Regions from separate parts of the Homo sapiens genome. Here all the other regions are linked to region 3. The links are chromatin contacts, found by Hi-C or POLR2A ChIA-PET in ENCODE. All regions are on one chromosome and are shown on one strand. Each heading gives the region's core, a stretch centred on a gene start or an enhancer-like site at or near the end of the contact. The rest is flanking DNA. Distances are from core to core; before and after follow the strand shown.

What was found. A loop is a pair of places that touch in the nucleus more often than their neighbours do. ChIA-PET counts read pairs that join two places held with the same protein, here RNA polymerase II (POLR2A). Pooled maps may share reads with other maps.
Region 1: a loop to region 3 is called in a pooled map, with 1.9 times the contacts of the local background. The contact joins two enhancer-like sites. A Hi-C loop is called at or near these places in 4 of 37 single-sample maps with no recorded cell type and 5 of 50 pooled maps.
Region 2: a pooled map shows a loop between it and region 3 (2.1-fold over the local background). The contact joins two enhancer-like sites. A Hi-C loop is called at or near these places in 10 of 50 pooled maps. POLR2A ChIA-PET finds 5 or more read pairs at or near these places in 3 of 52 experiments (A549, activated B cell and activated CD4-positive, alpha-beta memory T cell).

Annotation. Positions count from the first base shown.
Region 1 is chr3:71,267,091-71,271,375 of GRCh38, forward strand. The region is part of intron 5 of FOXP1 (forkhead box P1); the gene reads right to left. Among named protein-coding and RNA genes, the nearest start is that of FOXP1-AS1, 21 kb to the right of the region's middle. Within about 2 kb of position 2,966, at least 2 of the 41 ENCODE cell types and tissues checked have a DNase peak (open chromatin) inside an H3K27ac peak, as active enhancers do.
Region 2 is chr3:71,354,066-71,358,755 of GRCh38, forward strand. All of the region lies in intron 4 of FOXP1 (forkhead box P1), which reads right to left. Among named protein-coding and RNA genes, the nearest start is that of FOXP1-AS1, 67 kb to the left of the region's middle. Within about 2 kb of position 2,311, at least 2 of the 41 ENCODE cell types and tissues checked have a DNase peak (open chromatin) inside an H3K27ac peak, as active enhancers do.
Region 3 is chr3:71,004,606-71,009,001 of GRCh38, forward strand. All of the region lies in intron 12 of FOXP1 (forkhead box P1), which reads right to left. Among named protein-coding and RNA genes, the nearest start is that of FOXP1-AS1, 280 kb to the right of the region's middle. Within about 2 kb of position 2,871, at least 6 of the 41 ENCODE cell types and tissues checked have a DNase peak (open chromatin) inside an H3K27ac peak, as active enhancers do.

The sequences.
Region 1 (4,285 bases), core at 1,716-4,215, 260 kb after region 3:
CACATTATTATCACGCTGCATTTTATGGGAGAGAGTGTGTGTGTGTGTGTGTGTGTGTGTGTGTGTAAACATTAACTTATTTGAGTTAAACATTGAGAATATACCATAAATTTTGTAAATCTGTTTTGCCTTTGCATTAAAGATTAGTATTAGGAGCTCTGAAGCAATGGAAGTGGCCCAGGTGTCTCTCCACTTTTGAGTGGTCCTTTTTTCTTACAAAGAGGTTCAATATTAGAAAAATTTAAATAAGTATACAGTAGATCCAGATGGAAAGAAATCTAAAAGAAAGGACTCGATGGCTAGATGTTCTTGAAGCATCCAAGAGAGGTCATGGAAAGACAAGAGTCATGTCCTTGAGGGCTGCAAGGTGACTGAGCATAGAACTGCATCTGCGAGTAGAAATGGCAAACAGGTGGAAATCACTTTGCTGATGTTGAGGACCAAAAACAAAAGCGATTGTATAAGGAAGGACAAGGTCATGGAGCTAAAAATGCAAGAATAGAGACACAGTTTGCAAAAGACACAACAGGTAAGGGTGGCAGATGTAATTATGTAAAATTATATAAGATAAAAGAGGTTGAACCAGGCAAATATTATCACTTCTGGTAGACAGGGTTAACAGATTACTTAAAAATGTCTGTGTTGGGCCAGGCGCAGTGGCTCATGCCTGTAATTCCAGCACTTCTGGAGGCCGAGGCAGGCAGATCACCTGAGGTCAGGAGTTCGAGGCCAGCCTGGCCAATATGGTGAAACCCTGTCTCTACTATAAACACGAAAATTAGCCAGTCATGGTAGTGGGTGCCTGTAATCCCAGCTATTCGGGAGGCTAAGGCAGAAGAATCGCTTGAACTTGGGAGATGGAGGTTGCAGTGAGCTGAGATCACAGCACTGTACCCTAGCCTGGGCGACAAAGCGAGACTCCGTCTCAAAAAAAAAAAAAAAAAGTCTGTGCTTTAATGATTTTAAAATTATTTCAGCTTCTTTTTTTTCTTTTCTTTTCTTTTTTTTTTTTTTTTTTGAGACAGAGTCTCGCTCTGTCGCCCAGGCTGGAGTGCAGTGGCACGATCTCGGCTCACTGCAAACTCCGCCTCCCGGGTTCACGCCATTCTCCTGCCTCAGACTCCCGAGTAGCTGGGACTATAGGCGCCCGCCACCTCGCCCGGCTAATTTATTTCAGCTTCTAAATTGCCATCAGCTAGATGAAGGAGGCGGAAAATAATTCTAAAAATCAGATACAGTCACATCACAAGGATAAAGTATTCCAAAATGCTTGAGAACTGACAAATGTATTTCCGAGATTCCAAGGGGCAGGAAAAGCCCCAGAAGACTGGGAAAGTTGGGGGGGTAGTGGGATATAATGAAGAAGCTTCAAAAACTGATGAGCCAAGTAATTAAAACCGATCTTCTTCTCTTCCACACCAGGGGCGATACTGAGGGGAAATAATCTTTTTACCATCACTTTGAGAAAAACAACCAACATGGTTTGCTTGGAGACACATCATGCCAGCCCCTCTGACCAAGTGATAAGACAGGTAGATAAAGGGGAAATGAGAGATGTAATCTTACAGACTTCTGTTAGTCCCCTGATTCTGTCCCTTGTGACATTCTCATCAGTGGGCTGGGAAGATGCAAGCAGGCATACCACACCCAAAGGGCGGTTATCGCTGGTGTGCTGTCAACCTGGGGATGTCTAACAAGTGATGTTCCACAGGTGTCCACCTGTCCACCAGGATGATTTAATATCTCTATCACTGAGATATTAAGAGAGAGCTTCCTGTGCCCACTGAGCCAGCCTGGAATCAAATTCCAGGGTCTCCCTATCACCAGCCTGTATCATTACTTCTTTTATTACCCAACATGTAGCCTCGTGGTTCATCTGTGCAGAAGGAAGACAAAAATCTGGGAAGGTAAATGAACGTAGACAGATAGAAACTTCACTCTGCAGTGGCACCACTACCCATGCAGGCCCTTCCTGGACTCACAGCTACTCAGAGTGGGGTTTTTTTTGTTTTTTTTTTTTTTCATTTAATGGCACATGATGATGCACACAAAACTTCAACTCTCAGTCTGGAATCAGCCCACAGGTCTGCAGCTATAAAAATCATCTCGAAAACATGAGATTTCAGAGATCCAGTTCTCAGTGTTACCTTGAAGATGACAATTTATGAAGAAACAGGTGATTTTAATCCGAAATTGCCAGGAAACAAATTACTCCTCAAAAGCCCTTGGAAAGTAATAAGATAGCTAGGCAGAAAAAAAAAGATTCTGCAAAACTAAACTTAATGTGTATTCATCTAGACCTGAATTAAAAATAAAATTCCACTATAAAAAGAATTTTTCAAAATGTTAGGCCCAAGAATATGGCCATATTGTTCCATCTTGAAGAACCCAGTTGATTCAGTTTCATTACTGGCCTCCCCACTCTTCTAAGTAAGTCCCTCACTATAAACATTTACGAATTCCATCTCAGCATTAGTACTAAACAATATTCATTAAGAATCCCGCCAAAGTGCAACATGTAAGTAAATCAAAGCTTTGATGCTCTATTTTGCAAATTTCACGGGCCACTAGGGATAATTAAAAGGGCAATTATATAAAGTTGGTGCAGTTTTGAGAAACAAATGACATTTTCTGCTTTAAAGCACTTGATAATTTGATATTTTGCTATTAGGGCCTTCATGTGTACTTTTATAGACAGGTAGCCAAATAAACAATAAATGTTCCTTAACAGCCTCTAATGATTGTTTTTGCCCACTGATATCACTCACCATTCCAGTCCATAAATCATATGCTAAGAGATTAAGGTAAAGATAATGAAAAAGTATTAGAAACCAATAAGTTAGAGGCAGGGGGGAAAAGGCTGAAAGTGTTGATTTCTTCTATACTTTTTGCCAAAGCACCTAGCAAAGTCTGAGTTTCCGAGTGCTGGAGTGGGTTCGGTTTGTCACTGTGTTTAACCACCGCTCTGAAGCCAGCAAAGTACATTACAGCTCATGAAAAATACAGCGAAGAAACTGCTCGTGGCAGAAGCATTTAACTTCCTTGTTAGCAGCCTCCCCGAGTGGCACTTTTTCACCAGCAAGTTGTTTATTATGTTCGGTGCCAGGCAAAACTGATTAAATGGGGCTCTTAAGAATCAAAGCGTTATAAATTCATGGAAACACAGCAAGCAATAAATTCCATGGAATTAAAAGCTTACTAGTGCTATTAGCATTTCAGGGTGTTTGAACTGTTAATACTGATGTGCAAAAATGATGTGCCTCTACGACAAGGCAGACCACAGCAACACAAGTGACTGGCTCTAAAAACATTTTATCAAAGTGTCACTGGGACCTGGCAGTTGTTAAAGATACAGGAATGGAGGAGGAGAGTAATTATCTTCAAAATTCTCATTTGCCCTAAAAAGTCAATCCCACAGAAGAGAGAAGGCGCCAAATAAAGGTTTACACACAGGAGAAGAACAAGCATAAAAATATTATGCAAAGGATTTATGCTTTAAGTGAATGAAAATTTCGTCTTAACAACCAAGAGGGATGAGAGTTTTATCCTGTAACCTGGTCTTAGCAGGGATGGGGCCCACCGTGTTTTAACTGGGTTGATCTTAATCTTCTTACAGGACAGATAACCCCAGATCAGGCCCTCAAAAAGTTACCAAGTGGAGTGGACACCTTGGCCAATAAATTTTTCTGGTTTGTCATGTTTCATCTTCGACTCTTTCTGGGGGCGTTATAAAGTCTTATTCTAAAGTGACAAGGGGGGAAATCAATTATTATGCCATTAGGCAAGTTATATTCTCCCTCCCAAGGTGCAAGATATGAAGTAAATGCTACTGCACCCATCTGTTTAAAGAATACTTCTAGCTGGGTGTGGTGGCTCACGCCTGTAATTCCAGCACTTTGGGAGGCCAAGGTGGGCAGATCACCTCAGGTCAGGAGTTCAAGACCAGCTTGGCCAATATGGTGAAACCCCGACTCTGCTAAAAATACAAAATTAGCCGGGTGTACTGGCGCACACCTGTAATCTCAGCTACTTGGCAGGCTGAGGCAGGAGAACTGCTTGAACCTGGGAGGTGGAGGTTGCACTGAGCCCAGATAATGCCACTGCACTCCAGTCTGGGTGACAAGATCGAGACTCTGTCTCAAAAAAAGAGAATACTTCCTTCCAACAGAAACATATCTAAAGATCTGTGGTAAACAAATACAAATGTAGGGAGAGAGAAAAGACAAAAAATTAACAAAGACTTCTTAAAGAATTAGTTTTGTTGATAAAAAGTGTTAACGATAAT
Region 2 (4,690 bases), core at 1,061-3,560, 350 kb after region 3:
GGAGGCTGAGATGAGCGGATCACAAGATCAGGAGTTCAAAACCAGCCTAGCCAGCAAGGTGAAACCCCGTCTGTATTAAAAATACAAAAAAAAAAAAAAAATACTAGGGAGGCTGAGGCAGGAGAATCGCTTGAACCCAGGAGCGGAGGTTATGGTGAGCTGAGATTGCGCCACTGCGCTCCAGCCTGGGTGACAGAGCGAGACTCCGTCTCCAGAAAAAAAAAAAGAGAGAGAGAAGAGAATTTAAGGAAATTTAAGATGCCCTCTATTGCAAGGCAGGAGATCAAACCAGCTCTGATTAACTTAAAGGCAAAACATATCCCCAGCAAGAAGGCGTACAGACACTGCAGCACCCCAAACTCTCAATTTCCATGGTTTTCTGGATGTGGGTCAGGCTCCAGACACTGAGCCATTGCAGCGCTTGAGGTTTCTAGCATGTGCTACCTGAGACAGGTCATGAGCATCCAACAGTCAACGTGTCAACAACAAATATAAAACAGACTATCTCACTGCTTGCTTATTTTGTACTTTTTGAAGTTAATTCAGCACATGAAACATGAGCAAATATAATCGGGAATCAAGGTTCTTTGCCATCTTTGCCACCTCTAAAATGAACATCAGAAGAAAGCAGAAGATGAGTTTTATCAGTGGAGGTCCCCAAAGCCTTTGCTGATACCCTTAAATCAACAGCACTGTTATTCTGTTCCAGACGTTGTGCAAAGTGCTTTATACGTACCATCTAATTTAATCCTCGCAATAGCTCAGTGGCTAGGTAATGCTATTACCCCTGCCCCAGGCAAGTAAACTGAGTCTTAGAGAGAGAAAATAATTTGTCCAAAAAAAGAGCCACTGAATGAGAGTGTTGGGGTTTGAGCTTGGATCCCAATGTCCTTAATCAATTTGTACCACCCACAATATCCTTCAGGCTCAAGTGGCAAATGATTCTGTCTTCATGGGGAAGATAATGTATAACCCCTTCCGGATGGGACACGCAGAGTATGCAGTACATAGTGGGAACTTTCCAGAGAAAACCCAAGGGCAGTATTTTATTCCTACAATAAAGGTGATGTGTGTAGCTTTGTTCCTTCTCTTTCTCCCTCAACCAGATACAGTCCTCTTAGGTGCCATAAAAATACAGAAATTCACAGGGAAATCCCCAGACTCTGACTGATTCAACAAATACCGACTGCATGCATACCTACCATATGTTAGGCACTGCTAGCCATGGAGAAGCCACACTGAATACGACCTACTTCTTGCTTATTACCTGATAAACAGGTGAATTCATGAAGGGACAGGGCTGTAACATATGGAACAAACAAGAGGTTTGGATCAAGAAAAATAATAAAGGGGCTGTCCCCTTTCACGTAGGTGGTCAGCAAAGGCATGTTTAAGGGGTTGATTTTTGAACTGAACACTAAGGGATGAGAAGGAGTGAGTCCTGGGAGGCATGGAAGGTATCCCGTAATTCAGAGGCAAGGGAGATTTTATGACATCTGAGAAGAGTAATGGGGTTTAAATAAAATATTGGAAACCACGCGGCAAAAGCTCGAAGTTTCCAAGAGTCTTTTGAACACGCCAGATCTTCAAGCCACTATCTCCACACAGTGAACATGATGGAAGCAAAGCCTATGTCAGGCAGACCCCTGATAAGTACTACTATAGGCTGGGGTCTGTTGCCCCAAAACCATCAGTTCTGTGATATGGTGTCAATGTTAATGAATTATCACTGCAGGTTTGTTATTATAGGTGGTGTGACTCTTACCCGTCTCACCTAACAGGGCTCAAAAACTCAAGAGACAGCCAGGGTCACGTGGTTGGCACTGTTTTTCAATCTGGGTACAAGTCACCAACTGGGTCATCCATGAGTACTGCTGACATTCTTTGCCACGGACCTGTGGCAGCTTCTGTGTGCAGATGACACAGTCCTTTGAGGGCCATTCCCAAGAGGATCTGTGGGGGACTAGGACCTGCTTTGCCGAGTCAGCACAGAGGCAGGGATGGAGGATGAGGTGGCAGAAGATCGACATCATGTAACATCAGCCTGCACGAGCGAAACCCTACAGTTTCAGATTATCATCAGCAATACCAACTTGAAAGCAGTTAGTGAATTCTGCTTGCGAGGCAGGACCATTGTCTGACTAAGTCAAAAAAAAAAAAAAAAAAAAAGGAATAAAAAAAGAACTGTATGCTTCTCAGGGGAAATCCTCAAAACAGGATCCAGAGACCTAAGCTCTGCTAACAGGGCTACAGCAGCTGTATACATAGCTGCACGTGTCCTTGCAGATGTGCAGCAGGACAAGCTCCCAAGGCTGTACTTGCATTTACAAGGGAATACCAGGTGAGGAGCAATGGACTGCGAAACATGCGTCATCTATCAGTAAAACAACGACCAGTGAACCAGCAACAGGATGGTACAAGCTTGTCAGAGACAGAGATTTCCACTGTATCACCTGGGGTGCCTAGTACAATGCTGGCATTTATGATGTACCAGGATCCGTGCTAAGCTCTTTACAAGCATCACCTCTCTAACTCTTCAGAGTGAGCTGGCTTCTATTTTTATCCCCTTTTCCAGATAAGGAGGCCGTGGCACAGAAAGGTTAAGTAACTTGCCTAGGGTTGTTCAGCCAGGAAGTGGAAAAGGTGGAATCTGAGTCTAAGCCAATCTAACTTCAAAGCAGACACTCTTAACCATGCTGCTATCCTGTATCCACAGGAGGCATCCAAGGAGTTTCTGCGAATGCATCCATTACCCTAAGTTTTATGACTACTCGTCACAGGCCAGTATAGGCAGAGAATATATTATTAATACAAAGCATAGGGAAGTCTCATTCTATTCATTTTATGGGATAAAAAGTGGCTCACAAGAATCATGTACAGGCCAATTTGGGACAGAAAATTTGGACAGGAGTGGCTTACTTGTCCCGTGCACCCCACTCCCACGGTAAGCTTTCAGCAGAGATACAGGGAGCAACAAATCACAGAAAGGTAGGATGGAGAGTTCTGTCCCGTCCTTGAGTCTACATAAGAACAGAGGGACAATGCAAAGCTGTCAGCAATGTCCCCTGCCCATATAGGGGGAACAGAATTGGGTGTGAGTGCGTGCCACTAAGACCTCATGCTAGTACTCAAGCCTTAATGAAATCTTACATCCACAGGAAGGAAAACCCACTAGACTAGCATATTCGAGAGTTTAAATTTTGCTTTATAGCTCTCTTAATAAAGAAATGTATTTCTCAGATTTGCCATGGCACTTTCAGTAAGAATATTGTGGTCTTAAAATATTTACTGAGCTGTATCTCTGCTGAGAATTAAACAGGCTAAAATTCTAACATGTAAAATTCAAACAAGGCACAGTCAACAGAAGGCATTCATTGAAAATAAATAAAAATTAAACATGTAAGCAAAATTGACAGCATGATTTCGTAAAAGTAACCATAATGGTTGCTCAGTAAGCATTCACCTTTTCTTAGTACTAGAACCCAGAATTTACCTGGGACATCAAATTGTTCAAGTCTAAGGATGCATTTCCCAGACACCCTTACAGTTAGGGGTGGCTAATAGGATGTAAGCAGGCATCATTGGATAAGGCTACAGGGAAAGTGCTTTAAAAAGGCCTGCCTCAGCCAGGAAAACTACTTTTTGTCTTGGATGTAGAGGCAATGGCCTGAGAGCCAGCAGCCACCATGTGACCTTGAAGATGAAGGAACGCACTTGAATAAGCAGAGTAGAAAGATAGAAGACACAAACTGCTCTTCCCAGATGTTTTTACGACAGAATACTTAAATAATTTTTTATACTTATATCTCTCTTACTAGAAAACAATTCTTAACTAATATAATGACATGAAAACATATCTAAAGATGACACTACAATTTTCTCTGAGGGAAAAAAAAAACTAGAAGATTCATGAATTGGGATTCTGATTAACCCTCTATTCCCAAAGCTGTTTGTTTAAGTATGACTTGCCTTCTTAATTAGTATTGCTAGCCCAGGGAAGCATATTTGCTGAGCCTGTCTCTCTGTTTTGACATGCAAGACTTGTGAAATTTAAACATACTTGTAGGCATCCAAAGCATTATTATTTATTAAGGCCTATATTAAAGGTGAGATCTTACAGCACTCTCAGATTCTGATGATTAAAGGAAATTTAATCGTTCTTCATTGGCATTTGATCTTTAGCCTACCATAATCTACCCGCATATCCCTTCATCCATATTTGATACTAAAAAGAAAGACATTTCAACAGCTAGTCCATCAACTGTAAAATAGAAGGAACGTACAGACAAACCACATTACTCAGAAAATAAGAGAGCTTTCCCCCACACTCATTTCGCTCATGAAAGCCCAATGTGATTAAAAAGGTGAAGAAGTCACACTCCACAAGGTGAACCAGAATGACTGTAGAGCCGATCATCACATTCGTAAGGAGTTTCGAAATTTTCAAAGTGCTTTCACATGCATTATATCTTGTTTCATCCTTACAACACCATCTTTCAAGGTAGTAAGGGCAGGTATATATTTTTTATTCCTGTTTCTCGCAGATAAATGGTTTGCTCAAGGTCAGACGGAGTGGTACCCAGCGAGGTGTCAGGTTTACAGGTCAAATGTCCGTTTTTGATGCATCCAATCAAGGGACAGCCTACTATAGTCTTCAGGCCAAATATGGCTTACTGTCTGTTTTTGTAAA
Region 3 (4,396 bases), core at 1,621-4,120:
AACGTTGTGCACATTTTGACGACTTAAAAAAGAAAGACTTTCTACCTTCAGAATCCATTAATATTTTAACTAAAAATTCAGTCACCTAAAACATGCAGCAAAAGAAACAAGGTAAAGGTAGATTCCTTAAGCTTTAATTTAAGATGAATGCAATGGATTTCAAATTAGAGATGTTAAGCCGGTCATACGTGACAAGCTTTGGAATATTTTCTTTTGGTCACACTGCTTGATGGTTCTTTTCATCCTTTGTTACATTAGGGCTCTTTTTTATAATGACACTGAGAGTCACAGTGCATAATTAATAGGAAATGAAATATTCAAATGGCCTCTAATGCAGCCCAGTGAAATGCTGTTGAAATAAAAAGGGCTATGGAAAATGTGGAGACATCAGGAACGGTTATGAACGTTGGCATGTGTCATTTTTCCAGACCGAAATTGATGCAAATATAAAATCTTGCTAAAATACAGCTATAAAAACAACAGGCTACTATAAATATAGATTGTTTGGTAGGATTGAATTTTTATTACTTTTTCTTTAATTTTTTGGTAGACTGCCCTAGTTTCCATTATTCTATAACCATCCTAAGTTGAGACATCAAAAACTGGCAGCATCTCTTAGCCAGTGAGCTGACACTGAGACTCAGGAGCAGTAGTGGGTCTCTGTGAATAGAAACTGAATCAGAGGTGGAGAGAAACAAATACCTGATTTAAAAAAAAAAAAAAAAAAAAAAAAAAACCAGAATCATAAGGAGTGCCCTTTATGAAGACGGGTATAAGAGAAAAAAAATAATGCTAACTTCAGTTGATTTTTATTCTTCTTCAAGACTATAATATAATTTTCTTATCTGTAATAGGCAGAATTCTACTGAAACACATATTAAATCTGAGGATTAATATATTATTTGGGGGAAATGTATATCACCATAAAAACGAGAATAGAATTACACAGTCAAGACACATCATGGATGGAAAACACATTTGGAAAGAATGTGACCCTGTTCATGCATCTCCAAAGACCCACCCTTGATAGGATTGAGTTTAAGTCTATCAAACACAATGTACCTCTTGTTTATCACCATATGGAAGAAGCGCATAAAAAGCAGACGTGAAGAGATTTAAAAAACCTTCCAAAAATAAAGCAAGAAAATCCAAAGCAGAAAAGGAAAAGTAGAGCGCTTCCTTTCTGCCTGTGAGAGACGGAGAGCATTTCAACAGCTGATTCCAGCCTCGAAGTATACAGCACACATAAAATAAATACAGGTCACAAAAATTAACAAATCATCATAACTGTCTAATACATCCTGGGCTGGCTGCGGAAAAACAAGATCATTCTGGATTTATATCTGTAAGTATGGGATTTCCTGGACAGCTAATATCCACAAACAATCAAACACAGGAGGAACACGGGGGAAAAAGGCAGCATTATTTCAAATTTGAGCTGAGAGTCGTGATTTGTAAAGGGCTGAACAGGAACTGGAGTTGAAATTTGAAGCAAGGAAATTCTTGTACTAGGCACTGATGGACACTTCTCTGTTTCTCTTGGCTCCGTACAGGTTTTTAGGTCACTGGGTTTTGAACGTAATGCCAAATGAGAATCTCGCTAGTACAGAAGCTTTGAAAATGACAACTAACTTAATCTCTCAATTTAAATAAAATAATAATAATAAAAAAATCTAATGATACTTCACTCAAGAGTCAGAGCTTTTTATGAGACCTGTTGCCAATATTAGTGTCTTGGAATGATCTCATCTTTCATCCTGGCTAAATTCCAACACACAATTTCATTAACCCAGGTACCGCAGGTGATAAAACTCATTTTTCCCTAAAGAGACAGCTAAAAAGTACCAGTTATACGTTTATGAAGTACCAGCAATCAAAATTATGGATTTTCTAAAAGGTTTTTAACTACTTTTATTGAAAGGAAAATCGCTGTCTCAGACTTTTGTGACACTATTGCTAATAATAAATTTTACCATTTAGACATGGCCATAATATGGTAGACAGTGTCAATAAAAGTATGGAGCAAAGATGATCCCTGTCTTTTAAGTAATGCCTTCTAATTACATGCCGGAAATGATCACATGAAATACCTAAGCTAACTAATGGCTCTTAAAATATAAGAACACTCAACAATGCATCTACAGTGATATAGATGTACCGCATGCACATATGCAGTTATATGTAGAATTAATTGCATAAGTAGACATTCAAAAAATTTTCCAATGTTTTCAAAGCCTACAAGAAAAATTTAAATTTAATTTGCATTTCTAACTAAAATCTGTTTGTTGAAAAAAAATGCGTTCAAATGTTATTTGCTTCCTTTTGAGCAAAGAGGTGGCACTGGGCCTGTTATCTTTGGCAAACTTGTCTAAACTTTTCTATCTAATATTCTATATATCACTAGAGGGCACTGTGGTATTTAGGCCACTTTGACCTCTTCGAGTACTAAGAAAGGTCTTGAACTCCTAAGCAATGTCAGAAAGGTTAAAAAAGACATTAAAAGGGGGAAAAAATTTTTTTTGGTAACACCCTATTTTTATTTTTCTAAAACCAATAAAAAATGCATGATAAGTAGAAAAGTCAAATTCATAAAAATATACAGCTCATTTTGCAATACTCAAAGACTTGTCACCTCAGATCTGATGGGGAAAATTTTCATCCTCATCTTCTCGAGATTTAAATTGTGAGGCTGGAATTTGATTTGCATACATCCACAATTATAGACAGCTATTCCCTCTACATGGCTGAAGTCTCCTACACTAACTAGAGGTAATTTCACTGCAGAACATTCAGGCGTGCAAGCCGAGAGCCACAAATGGGTTTGAAACAATTTATGATATCCGGCCTCCTTCGACATGTATTAGCATATACCTGGTTTCTTTAACATACACTTTGTTTTTCCAAAACCACAAACATAGTTGCTGGAATTTCATGTGGAAGTGCTTAAGGGGCTGAAAGTTAACACCTTTGTGATCCACGCTGCCTCATGGTGGCTGTTAAACAAAAGCCTCTTTGTCGAGGCTTTCTTGAAGTGTTTTCTTAACATGTTCCAAGTAGTTTTAGGCAGGGAACTAAAGTAAACAAGATGTTACCATGATAAAAACACTTGTGAAAACATTACAGAGCACACTTAGTAGTTTCTTTCACACAAAACTCTTCACAGTTTTGAAAAGTAAAATTCACAGAAAAAAATTTTAAAAAGCAAGTTACCAATGAAATGTCCTCTACTGTCTACAGCCCTCGACCTTTCGGGAAGGGTCAAAGTTCCATTTCTGGGCATTTTCTTCAACATTTCTCTGTCTTCCATTACAGCACATATACAGTTTATTTTGGCTTTCATAAATTACATACATCTAACAAGCAAGGGAATTTTTGTTTTGTTCTGCATGAAGTTTTTCTCCCTGAGAAATCACCAAAAGAAAAAAAATTCTTTTCAAATAGGATACTAAGCAAGGATACAAATGATACTTTTAGTAGACGTTATACAAGTGGTCACTTAAAAGAAAAACTAGGAGAAATGGAAACATTTTCCCCCAAGCACATAAGAGTACCTGGTGTTTGTGAAACTATGGGCCTGCATTTGATTTTACCTTCTAAGTTAAAAACAGGGAAATGTGGTCAGGATTTAACCTTCAAATCTACTCCTCATTTTGCCAATGCATTACATGAGCATTAAAAAAAGGGAGGGGGAGGAAAGGGAAGAATTACAAATCCACGTTTTTACTAGTGAAGATTGTGTCTTTCACCTGGTTTGAAAAGAAGAAAAAAGAAAGGACTCAAGTGGGGAGAAGATGGAAGAACGCCGATGAGCTTCACACCACTCTGGATGATACGGGACTTGTTTTTGTTTTTCTGTTATCGGAGGATGCCAAGCAATGCAGGGCTGGACGATTTCATTAGAGTTAGCAGGAGCACCTGCTGCTATCAGTTAGCACTAACAAATGCAACAGTCACATGATAACTCATGGTTGATAGATTAAAAAAAAATCAACACTAAAACTGCAAGTTGTTTTCAGAAGAAACAGGGAAATAAATGCATACAATAGACTGGGTATCTGCTGATTCTGATAAAGCGTCCCTCTGTTGGCGGTGAGGGAAAGACAACAGGATGGTTATTTGTACAGTATTTATCTTTGAAATCAAGGGCCCTGTGGTATACCTCACCTTGGGAACAAATGCTGCAGAATGATCACAGAAAAGTGTCAAATCTCTGGTTTTGATTTACCAACAGTTATGATATTTCTTCCTCAGGAGGGAAAAAAAAATATGCTTCAGTTTTAGACCTGTGAGTCCCCCCCACCTCTCTTTTTTCTGAACCCCTCTCTCTGTTAACAGTGGCACAGTATTGACAGATGGGATTTTTATCCTGAAGAACCAAGCTTGGCCTCTGTAACAG